Linked DNA regions of Mus musculus: region 1 is linked to region 2. A link is a loop called in an ENCODE intact Hi-C map of the cell type or tissue named here. Cell type or tissue: left cerebral cortex. All regions are shown on one strand. Links, peaks and the distances in the headings refer to the core of each region. The heading gives the core; the rest is flanking DNA.

Region 1 (8,172 bases), core at 1,712-6,711, 220 kb after region 2:
CTAGGATATGTTCAGAGAGGAAATAAATGTTGCTGTCTTAATCAGTGACTTTCACATTGATGGAACCTAGGAGACACCAGGAAAATGTGTGTCTCGCAGCAGCATCAGAGGTTACAATCCTTAAGTGTGTTATTAGCATATACTAACTATACATGGCAATGGGTTTCATTATCACACATGTATGAGCAGTTTGGTCATATTCACATCCTATTTTTGGCTTACTTACCAGCACATATTTATTAAAAAGAAAAACCAATGGAAGGAATGCACACCTTCCACAAATTCCAAATGTATCAAAATTGTTCGGATTCTAAAATTAAACTGGAATGGCACATGGACACACAGATACTAAATTTTTCTTTCTGTCTGAAATAAGAAGAACAAACAGACAGACATACTCCCAAAACCACCATTATTCAAGAACTTAGACCACTAGCTCTCAACATTCCTAACACTGCAACCCTTTAATATAGTTCCTCATGCTGTTGTGAATACCAGCCACAAATTTATTTTTGTGGCTACTTCACAACTGTGATTTTGGCACTGTTATGAATTGTAATGTTAATATATGTGTTTTCCAGTGGTCTTAGGCAACACTGGGTCACGACCTGCAGGTTGAGAACAGCTACCCTAGACCATGAGCCATGAAGACAGTGACACTGGATGAATGAGAAGCAGATGTTGCCATACCTCAGCCTTGTGGGATGGGAAGATTTCACACAGCACAAGGATGGGTAACATAGGCAGAATTTGATGACTTCCCTGATTTGAGGTACAGTGAGAAGGAGTTGAGGAGGTCATGTTGCCTACAATTCACAGAGGTAAATGTTGCTTATAATGGAGACTATTATGGAAAAACAGAGTAAGGGAGAAGGAGGAGAGAGGATATAGAGAATACTGCATGTTGGCAAAGAATGGACACACACATTTATCAGGGTACGGATTACTTATGTGTAATTATCTACATACATATGTAATATGTATTGTTTATATATAGATATCTAATGCTGATCCAGGAGTCATCTGAAGAACTGCAAAGAGGAAATTATTCTGTGCAGAAAGGAATGTGGGACAACAGGCCAGGGTATCTCTCATCAGAAGCAACATAGATGTAAAGAAAGCAGAAAAGTCTATAAATGTCTAAGGCAAAACAAAGACCTGTTAACTTAAGTGCTGTGTTTAGAGGGAAAATTCATCCAGAATAAAGTTGAAATCAAGACATTTCTAGATATTAAATAAATCTTACAATCATAAAATGGGAAGCATACAGAAAGAACGAATGAACCAGAATTAAATCTGAAGTACAATCATAAAATACACCCAATTGCTTCAAAATAAGGAAAAGTGGAGGAACATAAAGAATAAATGGCATAATCAGAAACAAATAGAAAAAATAATAAAGGCAGACCCATCTCCATCAACAGTCTTGTTAAAATAGAAATGGTTTGTTGGATTACTTAAAAAAGCAAGATCCAACTGTATGTTGCCTACAAGAAATACACATTAGCAACAAAAAGAATGTGATTAACAGATCATAGAAGAGATGGAAGAAACCAATCAACACAATCCCTGTCAAAAGAATTCCTAGAGATTACATACTCACCAGAGCAGGAATAAGGACTCAAGAAGATATGATTCTGAAGAGTGCCCCTTTATAACAAGGAATCTATATGTAGTTGAGGAGGGACTTTTTTTGTGACCCCATCATGAAGCTGGAAACTAGATACTAGAAGAACGCATTACAACAGAGGAAACTACAGTCTCCTAAGTTTCCCTCGGGAACACAAATGCAAAAATTCTTTAGAAAACTTATGAAATTTATCAAATGGCTCCAGCTCTAACCACATATAAAAGCAGAGAACATTAGAAATGAATACACACGTGGTTTGCTATTCAGAAATCTCTTAGTATTATTCAATGATTCAACACACAAAACAGAGTTAGGGGAGAAGACGTTTACAGTCCAACTTTCATTGCTCAGCTGCATGCCTGACAGTGGTCAATAAGTCACAAGAGTAAATAAGTTACTGTAAATCTGATGCATAGCTTTGCATCAGATGACTTTCCCAGCTGTAGTATAAAGTAAGTATTCTAAGAACACTTAAGGCAGTCTATGCTAACGTGAGTTCCGGTATGCTAACATGTGAGTTCCAGTAGACTGGGTACACTAAAAACACTTAAGGCAGTCTATGCTAACGTGAGTTCCGGTTCGGTGGGTACACTAAATGTATTTTCAGCTTACGGCATTTTCAACTTTATTAGAAACCATCAGACTCGACCTCAAGGAGGGAGCATCAAGTTGGATGAACACCCAGCATACTGCCTTGATAATTACTCAGCAAAGGTGTGAAAAGAGCTGCTCTTCAAAATCCTCAAGATGATGGTGTCTGTGAGACACTCAATAGGAAATAGAACTTGCTGAAGATGGGTGTCTGTGAGGTGGCTCAGAACTAGAACTTGCTGCTCAAGCCTGGCAACCTGAAACCCAGGGTAGAATCAACTTCTAAAAGTTGTCCTCTGACCTCCTCACCTGTGCTTTGGCACACGCACACCCCCACATCCATTATCTCTCCCTCCCTCTCCCCCCCCCCCCGTCTCATTTTAACAAAGAGCCAGGTGAACCACATGAAAACCCATAGAATCAACTAAGCTGGGCCCACAGGGGTTCACAGAGACTGAAACCCTCTGCACTCATGTTAGAGTTGTATAGCTAGCTTGGTCTTCTTGTGGGACTCCTAACAGTGAGAGAGGGGATATCTCTGACTTTGTCTCCTGCCTTGGGGACCCTTTCCTCCTACTGAGTTGCATCATTTAGCCTGAATAGGAGAGGTGGTCTAGTATTAGGTCTCTAGTATTAGAGAAACTTGATATGCCATGGCTAGTTGATATCCATTGAGGTCAGGCCTTTTCTGAAGAGAAATGGATAAGCAGATGGGGGTGGGGGACTGGGGAAGGTCTGGGAGAAGAGGGAGGGGAAACTGCAGTCAGGATATAAAGGTAATTCATTCATTCATTCATTCTTCATTCATTAAAAATATTAAAGAAAAAAAAAGAATTAGGTGAACTAAATGCAGGTACTCTGCAGGCAGAAACCTGGCATTGGCTCCTATAGCCTTTCCATGATATCAACTACCTACCATTCACACAGTATTACAAACTCAATCTAGTGAGTGAAAACAGGATAAAGATATGAGTGTCTCTGTGTGTGTGTGTGTGGGGGGGTGTATGTATGTATGCACACATGCACACATGGCCATCCTGGGGATCAAATTCAGGGTCTTGCTCATACTAGCAAATGCTCTACCACTAAGCAGTGAATGGTTTCCTCAACTCCAGAATAAATTTTAAAGAAAAGTGTGCTACCTTATCTTATGACTACACCTCTCCAGATTCCCAAACCACCGGTATTTTTCTCCCTTGTAAGTTCTGTGATAAAAGATCTTATCCGTCCCACCAACTATATATCTTGTGTCTGCTATTGCTGCCTCTATTCTTTTACAAATTGTTTGTGTTGATCAGTAATGCTAAGCCTATGTGAGCACTCACATATTTCAAAGCATTTGGTTGAACTCACCAACAGTAACAAGGCTGTAAAGTTGCTTTAGTTGAGGTAAGAATATTTTTTGACAAAGCTGATCAGAATGGTCACACGAGTTTGCTTCTTGTAGTTTGCCAACAATAGCTAGAAGGTCGATGCCCCATGTATCACGTAAAATCAAAGGAGACAATCACAGAAGCAAGAGAAGTCACCAAAGGTCTATTCAGTATAGCAAGTTAATACGTGCATAATAAAAGTAAGAACTCTAAAAAATCTCTGAGGCAAAACATAACAATCCAAGTCCAGGCAACAGTGAGATCGGATGTGTGACTCTCCTCAGGGACCTGCTGCACGGAAGTCTCCCATGGAGCCTGCTCTGTCCTCCTGAGGAAGGTGAGCACTGCAGCCATCCAGCCACCACCCTGGAGGCACCATGATCAAATAAGTCCCGAATCAGCTCCTGCAGCAGCTGTGCCTCAATCTGGAAGAGTCCTCCTGAGGACCCCAGGCTTCTCCAGGGAAAAGAGCCGCTGTCAAACAGAGGATTCAAAATAAGGAAGCGGCTGCCTTACTTTCTTCATCCAGGCAACCTTTTCTTTTCTATTCTTGATCAAGTGAATCTGCTGGAAAATGAAGTGGGATCTACATCTAGAAAATGACCTTTCTCATGGTTCGCAGTGGCAACTGTGAGACGCTGACATCAAATTCCTGGTGTTTAGTTAGGATCCCCTTGCTGTGATAAAACACTGACGCAAGGCAACTTGGGAAAGCAAAGTGTTTATTTCAGCTTATACTTTGTAGTTCATTGTTGAGGGGAGCCAAAGTAGGAACACAAGGCAGGGAGTGAAGCAGAGGCCATGGAGGAACAAGAAGGGAACTTAAAGATGAACTCTCGGGTTTAAGGAACGAAATATTCTATACAGATCTTGAATGTTCTAGGTGTGTTATCTCTGCTGTGAGGTAGGGAGACCAGCCATATCTTCTGTGCTTCCTCACAACTGAATAGCCAGGCATGACTCTCTAGTTTCAGAGAGAGTTCCCTCCCACACTCGAAGCTGTATACTTGGAATCCTGAACATAACACATCTAAGAACATATGTATAGCACGCCTAGGCCCCTGTCCTCTGCAGAGCATCTGAAAGCCTGCAAACTCAGAGCTCAGCACACTAGAGAATACTGGGGAAATTGTGCAGTGTGGTACATACTATGACACACATGGGAACTTATACACAGTGGTATACCTGGGCACTTGTATACCATGGAATACCTGGGACTTGAGTATCAGAGTGCACAGGAGTCCTGCATAGAATTGGATAGCCACCCAGGAGCCTGCCCATCAGGAAAATGTACATCATAGCATACCTGGGAAACTAGCAGTATAGGATACTCAGGAACAGAAGATGTCCTGTTCTTAAGCATCCATCTCTCCCTATACTCATCCAAATCTTCCCAAAGAGGCCAGCAGCTGCTTTACTGTCAGGTGCATTCGGGTAAGATGTCTTAGACTCATCAAGAAGACTAAGTTTATTCTATGAAGAAGAAAAAAAGCTTGGCTTAACAGACCAAAATGGACAACTGCCCACAAAACTGAGTCCAAAGATGTCTCGGCATTGAAATTTGTGAGTTGGGGAATTGGAAGGTATTAAATTTTTTTTTCTATCCCTGGGAAAATGGAAAAAGACTCCAGACACTAACCAAAGTAAGATCCTGGGAACCAGTTCTTTCTAATTCCCTCTCTAGAGCCACAAATGATACCTGACCCAGAGATGGCTAGCTCTCTGAAGAGGGTCAACTCCAGTCCTAAACACAGTTTAACCTCAGTGTCTCTTTGCTAAATTTAACTGCACACCCTGTACATCTTGGCTTTTTTCTGTACATACCACCTTCCCTTGTAAACCACACAGAACCATTGCCTGAGCTCCACAGAATAACTTACATCTCCTCCCCTTCTCCGTGTTTACTGTGCAAGTGGCCAAGCCAGACCATGGAGAAGCATCTCACTGTCAAGACACTTCACGAGCTATGTGCACCGGGTCTTTTGTTGGCCACATTTATGAGTGGGCTCCATGTGAGTTTAAGAGCCCAGCACCTGTGGTTGGCTCTCTCCACTGTGCAGTCAAAATCATCATCTTCTATGCCTGACTCCTGCCCAATACACACCCATACGAGTATGGACACAGGAGGCTATCCATGACTTCCTGACCTGTCCAGGTTTCTGTCTTGTCTGCAGCTGTCAAAGCTGAGTCATCAGAATGTAAATAAGACCAGGCTCAAAACCAGCCTCTTGGTCCCACCTTCCTTGGCTGAGAGGGAAAAGCCCTTTCCCCTGTCTCCAGGATATATCTAGTTGAGATACTTTGATTTGCTCATGTGCTCCTCCCACTACCTTCTGGGGGGAACCAGAGGGAATGGTCTACCTTCTGTACCAGCATGGGGCATGGCAGGGTCAGTGAGTTTGTAAACTTGGCACTAAGGAATGAAGAAAATAGCAATTTGATGCTTTTTTTCCTGCTTTCACGTTTCTAGTGAGTAGAAGTGTGTGTGTGTGTGTGTGTGTGTGAACTAAGAAGGGTAATTAGATGTCTTATGCAATTTATCTCTATCCCTCTCCTATTTTTCTCTTCTTTAGCTATCTGAATTGATTGCATATATTTGGCCTAAACCCCACGTTAAGTGCTCCTGATGGTTTTGGCAGGTTTCCTGATGAAGTGCCAGCTGCGCAGGTAGCAGAAGAGGAAATGCCAGCTCATATCCATGGAGAAATTAGTGAGCCTGTAAAACTCACACAATGACAAATGTTTGCTAGCTTATGGGAAACTTACCACAACGTGTGTGTGTGTGTGTGTGTGTGTGTGTGTGTGTGTGAACAACGGGGACAAGGAAGAGTTGTTTTAGCATGGGCTAGGAAACAAAGGTTTGAGTTTGGCAGCCTGCATTTCCTCCCACACCAGTGTCACCCTGCCATCTTCTCCCAGCATGCCCCTGTTTCAGTTAGTTAGTTAGTTAGTTAGTTAGGTTTGTTGGTTGGTTTGCCATATAAACAAACAAACAGCTCTCCTCATGTCCTGGCTGGTTTTGTGTGGCAACTTGATACAAGCTGGAGTTATCACAGAGAAAGGAGCCTCCCTTGAGGAAATGCCTCCATGAGATCCAGCTGTAAGGCATTTTCTCAATTAGTGATCAAGGGTGGAAGGGCCCATTATGGGTGCTGCCATCCCTGGGCTGGTAGTTCTGGATTCTATAAGAAAGCAAGCTGAGTAAGCCAGGGGACACAAGCCAGTAAGCAGGACCCCTCCATGCCCTCTGTATCAACTTCTGCCTCCAAGTTCCTCTCCTGTGTGAGTTCCAGTCCTGACTTCCTTGGTGATGAACAGCAACGTGGAAGTGTGAGTTGAATAAACCCTTTCCTCCCCAACTTGCTTCTTGGTCATGATGTGTTGTCCAGGAATAGAAACCCTGACTAAGACACCTCCCAATGTTTGATTAGCTCTCAGAACTACACACTCTGAGCTGAGGCTTGGACTCAGAAACTCTTTGTGCTCCATCATCATCATTATCTCCCCATCTTTGACCTCATCTTTCTCAGATAAGTCTCATGGGAATTATAATTATCTGCAAAGGAATAACAAGAAACAGAACATAGATATTTCATTTTTTTATGCACGCCATCAGTAGAGTGTTACTCACAGCACTAGGAGAGAAATGTGTTTATAGATATATTGCAGATCTTAAATTGTACAGTTAGCCATTCCCATTGACTACTGAGGGGCTGGGCTGGGAAAGGTCAGAGCTTTTCATTTGTGTTTACATGATGAGTTACAAAAAACAAGTCAAAATGTATAGACCTGCTGAGGTACCTCTCTCATATCTGAGGCTGGCTATGGCTTCATGTGTTGCTTGCTAGCATCTGGCAAATCCCTACCATCCTCCTTCATTTTTAATTCTAGAAAGAAGACCAATTGACAGGTGACTGATCAGAAGAGAAAGTGCCAGTGCAGAGCATTGCATGGCTTGTTCAAGTCTTCCCACACTGTTTCATGAGTTGGTTAAAAGCTAAGAAACTTAGGGCTGATAGGAGGGAAAGTGAGCCATCAAGATGTTGGACAAGAGCCTCCTTCATTTCTACCCTTTGGGTAGAGCCTCTGGAGCATAAAGTCAAAGGAGCTGCCCTTCTTCCAGTTAGCAGGTCCCCAGATTAAAAAAAAAAAAAAAAAAAAAAAAGGTGGGACTGCAGCCAGGAGAAAGAGAAATAAGACCAGGATGGTGGGTGTGATGGTTTGCATATGCTTGGCCCAGGGAGTGGCACTATTTAGAGGTGTCGCCTTGTTGGAGTAGGTGTGACCTGGTTGGAGGTGTGTCACTGTGCGCATGAGCTTAAGACCCTCACCCTAGTTGCCTGGAAGTCAGTCTTCCACTAGTAGCCTTCAGAGGAAGATGTTGAACTCTCAGCTCTGCCTGCCCCATGCCTGCCTGGATGCTGCCACACTTTTGCCTTGATGATAATGGACTGAACCTCTGAACCTGTAAGCCAGCCCCAATTAAATGTTGTCCTGATAAGACTTGCCTTGGTCATGGTGTCTGTTCATAGCAGTAAAACCCTAAGGAAGACAGTGGGATTGGAGCTCTACCTCCCA
Region 2 (8,172 bases), core at 1,448-6,447:
TTCAGCAGTTAAAAAGAAGAAATATAGCATGGGGGACAGAGTCTACCTTTAGACTTCTTTTAAAGAGTGATTTATGTTCCACTAAGAAAGGCTACCATTCCTCCTCTTTGCTGTCTGGTCATCTTATAGAGATAAGATGCCTAAGCATTCCCCACAGATTAAACAAGTGCCTATCAGATTATAGGCTCCTGGCTTCCCGTTTAAGATAGTATTTATTTTGGGGAAACTTTCTATCACCAATTCCTCTGTCTCTTTGCCTAGTGAATATTTCTACTTTTGGTCATACTCATCTCCCTCACATCTCAGGACCTCCTCCATTGAAAGATGGGAGGGAGAAACAGAGAAGAACTGTAATCAGTATATTATATATGAAAAAAATCATTTTCAATAAAAGGAAAAAAATTAACATTAAAAATAATTACACAATATGTGGAGCTTAAATACATGTTGTGTTTAAGCAGGAAGTATAGAGGAAAATCATCAACATGGCCGTCTGGTAAGGGCTCACATCCAAAATATGATCTGACTAGAATGCACACATGCCCTGTATTACAGTATGATTTGCTGGAATAAACACCCTTAGTATACACATCTTTAATCCCTAAAAATGAAGGTAAATTTAATTTGTAGAAGGAGGCAGTCATGTTTGAAACTGATGTCTAATTGAGTGGCAGACAAAGTGATAAGCCAGAGAAAGATTTGACAAAATGAATCAGAGATAGGATATACCCAACTCACATGAGAAAAACAGAGGAAGAGAGGCTACTTAAGAACAGAGAGTGGGGGTAGGATATATATGAGGGGCCAGGCAGAGAAATTCAGTCAAAAGCTGAGAGAAGCTGAATTGAGTCAGCTAGGAAGATTATATCCTATGGAGGCTAGAAGCTTCCAGACCTAGGCTTAGGGAGGATCAGAATCTAGAAGAATACAGTCTAGGCTCTCAGCGCAAGCCTTATATCTGCATAGCTTGGGTATGGCTCTCATCTCATCACTTCATCTGAGGAATAAAAGCAATATTTACAAGGAAGAAAACAAAAAAGAATGCTTATGGAGAAAACCACTGCCATCAACTTCCAGTCTCTGAGGGCAGAGGGGTGGACTTTAGCTTTATTAAGCAAACACAGATGATCTCAGCACATCAGTCCACCTCCCCCTACATTTCCCAGCACTTCATTTTGTCTCCAATTGCAGAAGACTTTGAATGCAGTACTCCCCTTTCATGTTTAACCTCTTTGTATAGTTTTTGTGTTCAATCTTAGTGTTAAAGGTTCTTCTTGCCTATGCGTTTGTATGATCCAGGTTACTGAGGGCCTGGAGGACTGGCAATATGGAGTGTATGTGTGCTAACTCTCAAGAGAGGCTATGTAGCCAGTCTTAGAGGATTAGTGTGAAGGAAGCCTTGAGTTTGACCAAATGTCTCACAGAGACTGCTGCTAAATGTGATACATTGTTTACCTTTAGATAGGAATAAGTCTCAGATCCCAATGAGAAATCCTTCCTTATGTTCCCTGGGGTTTTATAATATTTTCTCTGATGGTAAAGCTTTGTCTTGGTAAGGGTTTTACTGTAGTGAAGAGACACTAAAACCGAGGGAACTCTTATAAAGGACAACATTTAACTGGGGCTGGCTTACAGGTTCAGCGGTTCAGTCCATTATCAAGGTGAGAGAATGGCAGCATCCAGGTAGATAGGGGGCTGAGGAACTGAGGGTTCCACTTCTTGTTCTGAAAGTGGCTAGGAGAAGACTAGCATCCAGGTAGCTAGGATGAGGGTCTTAAAGCCTACACCTACAATCACACACTTCCTCCAACAAGACCACACCACCTAATAGTGCCACTCCCTGGGCCAAGCATATCAAACTACCACATTCAGAGGTCTCAAAGAGAGAAATTAGATTGTTACTTCTACCCAGTATGCCCAGGATCTTATCTCCACAAAGGAGAGAAAATGGAATGGATAGATAGCAAGGAAGTTTGAGACCCTTTATTAGGACCAAGATGTCAATGGGCTTGTGGCAGAGAACCACTTGCTGGGAATATTGGACAGCTCTCAGCAAACTCTACCAAAGATGCAACCAGTGCCCGGGATCACCAGGTAAGCCAGAGAATTCCAAGAATGGTTTGGGGAGTGGGGGCTCCTGGAAAAGGATAATTTGATTTGTATTATGTTTTGCTATGGGGCTTCTGATTAAACAGGAGACAGAAACTAATCACATAGGGCACTGACCACAAAGCTACAGCTGCAACATCCTCACTGGAGACCAGAAATGAAGAGTTCTAGTTCTTAGTTCATTGTGATCTCTGACCCTGATGCAAGTACGGACATGATCGGAACGGCAAAGAGAATGTGGATGGCTCAGCTCAGTCCCCAAGCTTCACCTCAGTTCCTGCCACAGTGCCCCCATGCTGTAAAAGACTTCTTGCCTCGGAGTTCAATGGCAGCCCAACCTACAGGGCTCTGTTCTCTCTCTCTCTCTCTCTCTCTCTCTCTCTCTCTCTCTCTCTCTCTCTCTTCTACCTGTGGTACTAGAATAAATCTCTCTCTAAAACATACCCTTTATGGTCTGTGAATTTCACTTTTTAAATTCACTAGACAAAGGCCCCTGGCTCAGTGTGGCTTTGGTGGCTTATTCAATTTTTCTGGACCCCAAACACTCTACACTCTCAAGCTATGCTCACTCAGTATCAGAGGAGAAAACCTCTTCTAATCCCAGGGGTCCTAGAACTTTTCTTGTGTCACTTTCACATGAGGCATGTCTCTGAGGCAGGGTTCACGAGAGCTTATACCTGCAACTTGCACTTTTACCATATCTCAGATCTAAGACCTATCACAGCTCTGAAGATGAAGCTGGAGTCTTCCTTCATTACCTTACATCTGGCTCTTGTCCACAAGGCAGTCTGGGGATGTCTCCTTTCTGGGCTAGGTGGCAGCTCTTTAGAAGTCATCCTTATACCCAATGAAGTATGTTCAGGAGCCAGCTCACACTGGCCTTATCTTCCCAGGGGCCTCTCTTCCTCTTATCTGGTCTCCTTGGTCATCTCATACCCAGTGGCAAGCCCTCATGTTTATTACCTTTTCCAGTTTTCCTGACCTCATCATTTCCATCCCAATGTCCTGTTGATCTTAACTTGTGCTTTTGGGAGCTACCTGCTCAGTGGTTGCATGATGCCCTCTGCATAGGTCTGCAATTCTGTCAGCTCTAGGCAAGCATAGTTGGCACTTGTTCTCCATATATTTGTCTAACATATTCAATATGAGTCTGGTCCAGAGCTTTCTGGAGTATGTAGATCCCAACAACCTGTTCCCCAAAGTAGAAAATTGTGCCTGAGTGGCTAGTGTTCTAGCTGGGGTCACAATGTGTCTTCTGTATTTTCTTGGGGCTAAGTGTTACCATCTACCTACCATGCTACCCTAGACAGCATAGGGAGGACACATAGGGTCAGGTCTGTAGCATTTTTAATCCTGCTTATATTTATGGGCCTTGTGTGGTTATATGACAAAATCAAAGCATGGGTTGAGTGGGATAGCCTGGTGGTTAGCAGCACTTGCTGCTCTTTCAGAAGACCTGGGTTTAGTTTCCAGCACCTACATGGTGGTACACAACCTATAACCCTAGTTTCAGTTGATCCAATGCCCTCTTCTGGCTTCTATAGACACTGCATGCATGTTATGCACACATACATACATACACACACACACACACACACACACACACACACACACACAGGCAAAACATATATATCTAAAAATACAAATCAAAGTTTGCTTTTTAGTGCATTGAATTCTCCTTCAAACTTATTTGATTTCAGATTCCAGGTGATCTAACACCCTCTTCTGGCTTCTATGGGTACTGCATAGATATATGCATGCATACATACATACACACACATACACACAAAATAAAAAAATCTAAAGATAACAATCAAAGTCCAATTTTTAGTGCATTGAATTCTCCTTCAAACACTTAACTTTAAGAGAGCTACATAGAATATAACTTAATGTCTGCAAAATTCTAGGAAACATTCCTACATATACACAGGCATATATCATCCTTTAATTTTTATGGTTTTATAGTGTTTTAAATATCAGAATAACAAACAGTGGCATGTGAGAGGAAGTCACCATCACAGTTGATTTAATCTTCTTAGAAAGAATGCAGGCAGTACAGAGTTTCCGAGCTTCCATAGCTTTCTGTTTTAAGTACACTGTCGACTTCCCACAGCCTACCCAGCAATCATTGGCAACATGTGGGCCCTTTTGAAAATGCAATCATCAGGGAAGCTCAGCGACACCACAGCATAAAGACAGGGCCACAGCATCTAATTAACTCCCGGGATTTTTCCTTCAGAAAGGGCATTGTTTTAGGAGTAGCAATTACAAGCAGTTACTGCCTCCTCATTTACTCCAGTATTTCTGACTCTCTCACTAGGATTTAAGAGGGCAACAATTAGGCTTGGAAAAGGGCACTAGTACAGTCCTTGCATGCCACAGCTAAGCCAGCCCACAAGTCCAAGTCATCATGGTCCCAGAAACCCAGTGTGCTCTTTCTGTTGCAACTTGAGAACATTTATCTTTGACTCATCTCTGTCTGTTTTTCATCCAAAAACATCATTTCAAAAGCACACTTACAGAAAGTGTCTCCATATTGTTGAAGGTCATGATAAAAAGAACTCTTAAAGTCCTCCGAGAAGGAGAGGGCTCCATGGCCCTTGCTGTGAACTCTGAGATAAAACCCAGCAAGAGTCCAGGCAGGCACTTCTGATGTTTCCATCTTCCCACTGTGGCTGCCTTTCTCTTGCCTAATGTCTGCCTCCTGCAGCTGCTGTCCCTGTTCCAGTGGCACCTTCTGCCCGAGCTACCCACTTGTTTATACCATTTCCAACCCATGGCTTAGCTAAGCCCTGAATACTCAACAATTTCAGTCTGTTTTGTCATCGATTATGTTTCATAAAATCAATTCTCCTTCTGATCTCTGTGGCACTGTAGAACTCTTTGGATCATTACCTAACCCTCCATCAAAGGGCTCTTTAAGAGCTGGCATATTTGGTTCAAATCGAAATCTTGATGCTAAGTAACCAAAAGGCTTGCAATTCTTTTAAAACTTTTTCTAAATATCAATAAGCGCAATCCTAAAATGTAGACATGAATATTAACCTCCCAAAGCTGATGAGGTTGAGCATGGCCATTCATTAAAAATACATTGCCAAAACTCTTGGGAATGTCTGCCGCTGAGCAGGTATGACCAGTATGGATGAAGATCACTTCTGCTCTCCCCGGCCCTCGGAAAGCACAGGATTTGGGCTGTCTTAGTCAAATAAAAAGGGAAAGAGTCTGTAGTTCCAATAGTTCTGCAGTCTCAACTGTGCATCTAAAATAAACAAGCCAAAGGTCAACACAACTCACCAGTGTTATCTACTGCCTTCTCTTTGCATAAAAAACCTTGCTCTCGGGACACAATATGGGCACTCCGAGGCTCTCAGGACCCACAGGCTGCCTAAGATGACTCCTGCGGCTCCAGAGGAATGGAGGTACGATTAGGAACAATCATCTGTAATTTAACACAAAAGCCAGGACAAAAGTAGAAGATGGGCTGAACAAGTCACAGCAGCAGAATTACGGAATACAGCCAAATGCCTACATTACCTGAGAGGAGCAAATACTGCCCTTGTTCAAGTTAAATTTTTTCCCTGTGTTTGTGATGTTTCAGGTTTAGCAGCTAGTTTGACAGACTCTTGGTATGTTAAATGGGGTATTATTTTTTTTACCCCATTTTAAATTTTTTTGTTTTAGCTTTGTTTGGTTGTTGTTTGTTTTGAGAAGGGGGTTGTTGTTTTCTTGTTGTTGTTAATAAACTAAAGTGAGTCTTTATCAACAGGAGAGGAGTTAGAGAAGAGTGTGCAGCTCCAGTACTTAGAGAACATGATGGGGACTGACGAACTAAACACGAGCTGTCACTGGCAGTGCTCACTGTGACAGTGAGAAGGCCAGAGAGCACCTCAAACCATTTCCAACAACGCTATTCTTTATTTCTCTTCTCTTCTCTCCTCTCCTCTCCTCTCCTCTCCTCTCCTCTCCTCTCCTCTCCTCTCCTCTCCTCTCCTCTCCTCTCCTCTCCTCTTCTCTTCTCTTCTCTTCTCTTCTTTTCTTTTTTCTTCTCTCTTTTAAAGGAGAGTGCCCTGTCATAAAGTCCAGAACATCCTAGAACTTGATGCGCAGTTTCAATTGGCTTTGAACTTGTAATATTCAGACTCCCAAGCAAGTGCTGGAATAAGATCACAATACCTAAACTTTATTTCTCATCTGTTTCTCACAAAGAAGAAAACAAAAGGTATTTAGAGCAAAATTTGGACTATGTGATAAACTTCCCACCTTAGCTTTTGTCTTTTGTTGTGAATTCGTGCCAGACTAAAGATAGTCTGACAGGTTTACAATCCTAAACCTTCTGTTTTCAGGGGCAGCCTCAGTAGTTGAGACAAGCAAAGAATAGCAAAAGGGTCCCAAAGCTATGGTGCCAGGAGAATAGAGCAGCCTCCTCACTGCCCTGGTCTGTCTGCTTCTAGTGAGGGAACAAGAGAAGCAAGCATTCCAATGTGGCCACTGGATACCAGGCTGATCTCATGAAAGGCCCAGTAGAACACACTTGGTTTAAACATAAAGAACAGATAATTTCCTGCCATTCAAGTTGCAATGGCTGCCCTGTACCAAAGAGCTAACTCACTTTCCTGTTTTCTTTTAAGAGACAAATTAGTGCCTTTTGATCTTGAGTTTCAAATATCAAAGAAGGAAGTAGTTGCAAATGTCAGGTGTGTATGGACACTGCACTTGGTCATATCCATCCAATAAAGCAAACAGAGAGAAGAACACCAACTATCACCAAGGAGAGAGGAGCACTGAGGAGAGCGGAGTAACAACACAATGGCCCTTCAGCAATGGAGCAGAATCCAGGTGTGGCACCCTGGTGATGATTCAGAGAGCAGAGCCTCATCCAAGGGTAATCCAGATGGTTCTGGTGAAAGAGGCTGGCAGTCCCACCCACAGGGCAAGGCCCAGCACTCTCACAAGACTCAGGCCATAAGAAGACCTCCTTTTAGGAACTTCTCAAGTCTTAGTAGCCTCTGGTCAATGCTATCTCCAGAAGGAACCTGTTGTTTAAGACCAAGCTATGGTGATCTGATAACAACAGAGAACTGTAAGTCAGGGAATCTGGGGTCAACGGCCATATCCAAGGTTTGGGAGGAGAAACACCTAAGAGATGCATGGAGAAAAGGGGAGTGGGGACACTATGTATTAAAAAGTGCTGAGACTCAGGAATCATCATGGACAAAAGGACTGAAAGAATATGAGTCAGAGGCAGTAGATGACCACATCAAAGTAGTGTTTTTCATACCCAACACTCTAGTCACACATGTGACCTCAACAGCATGCATGTGATATAAAATGAACAAGACCTGCATAAGATCATGCCAGACAACAATCCAAGCATGAGGAAAAAGGTAGTCCTAGAGTCATACACCAATCAGTGAACTGTCAGCAATTGATGGCTGTTAAGAGAGGAAGAACACATATTCTTTTAAGACTGTGACCTCTGTAGGTTGGCCATACTCCAGTGGATCACTCCCAAACCTGGAAGTATATAGATAGCACAAACTAGACTCCATAGGTTTAAAGAAAAGAGGTCATGAAGTTAGGGGGTTAGAGGAGTTGTTACAAGGAGAAGTTGGGGTTACAAGGAAAAGTTGGGGTAAATATAATCAAAATATATGAAATTCTAAAACAAATATTTTTAAGTGCAGTTAACAAGAAGGCCAGATCACACAGAGAAGATTTCATGAATGATAACATTGCCTACTGTGTCTTATAACTGAGCTCATCCCCTGAACATAATTAGAGTCTGATCATTCCCAGTCTCTTGAACCATCTATCTGGCTTGAGGTTCATTGTAAATGGGATTGAGAGCTCAAAGCTCTGGATTTCAGACTTCTGCAGTTTCATCCTGAGAACATGGTGTTTACTGGTCAATGGGCTGTGCCATCATAAGGCCTGGTGTTCCTACCCAGCAGCCACTGCTGTGTCTGCTTCTCTCCCTTCTCAGGTCTGTTGGACCCTGCCACTTGTTTAGAACACTAGCAGCCTAGGGGTGTGTAGTCTGGAGAGTCCATGGAACATTTGAGA

What was found. Hi-C counts contacts between places; a loop is a spot of excess contacts. Peaks named below come from ENCODE experiments on the same cell type or tissue, not always from the same donor. Only the 100,000 strongest peaks of a DNase experiment are listed, where the experiment ranks them.
Region 1: a loop joins it to region 2, with 2.2 times the contacts of the local background. A loop is called at or near these places in 2 of 42 quality-filtered maps.

What each region holds. Positions count from the first base shown.
Region 1 is chr17:9,177,326-9,185,497 of GRCm38, reverse strand. No RefSeq gene overlaps it. Among named protein-coding and RNA genes, the nearest start is that of 6530411M01Rik, 13 kb to the right of the region's middle. In left cerebral cortex, for the core only: no CTCF peak of the experiment used is centred there; a DNase peak (open chromatin) is centred at 4,595.
Region 2 is chr17:9,394,910-9,403,081 of GRCm38, reverse strand. It overlaps the pseudogene Gm7947. Among named protein-coding and RNA genes, the nearest start is that of Gm51424, 180 kb to the left of the region's middle. In left cerebral cortex, for the core only: a CTCF peak has its summit at 3,848 (motif pointing left); a DNase peak (open chromatin) is centred at 4,316.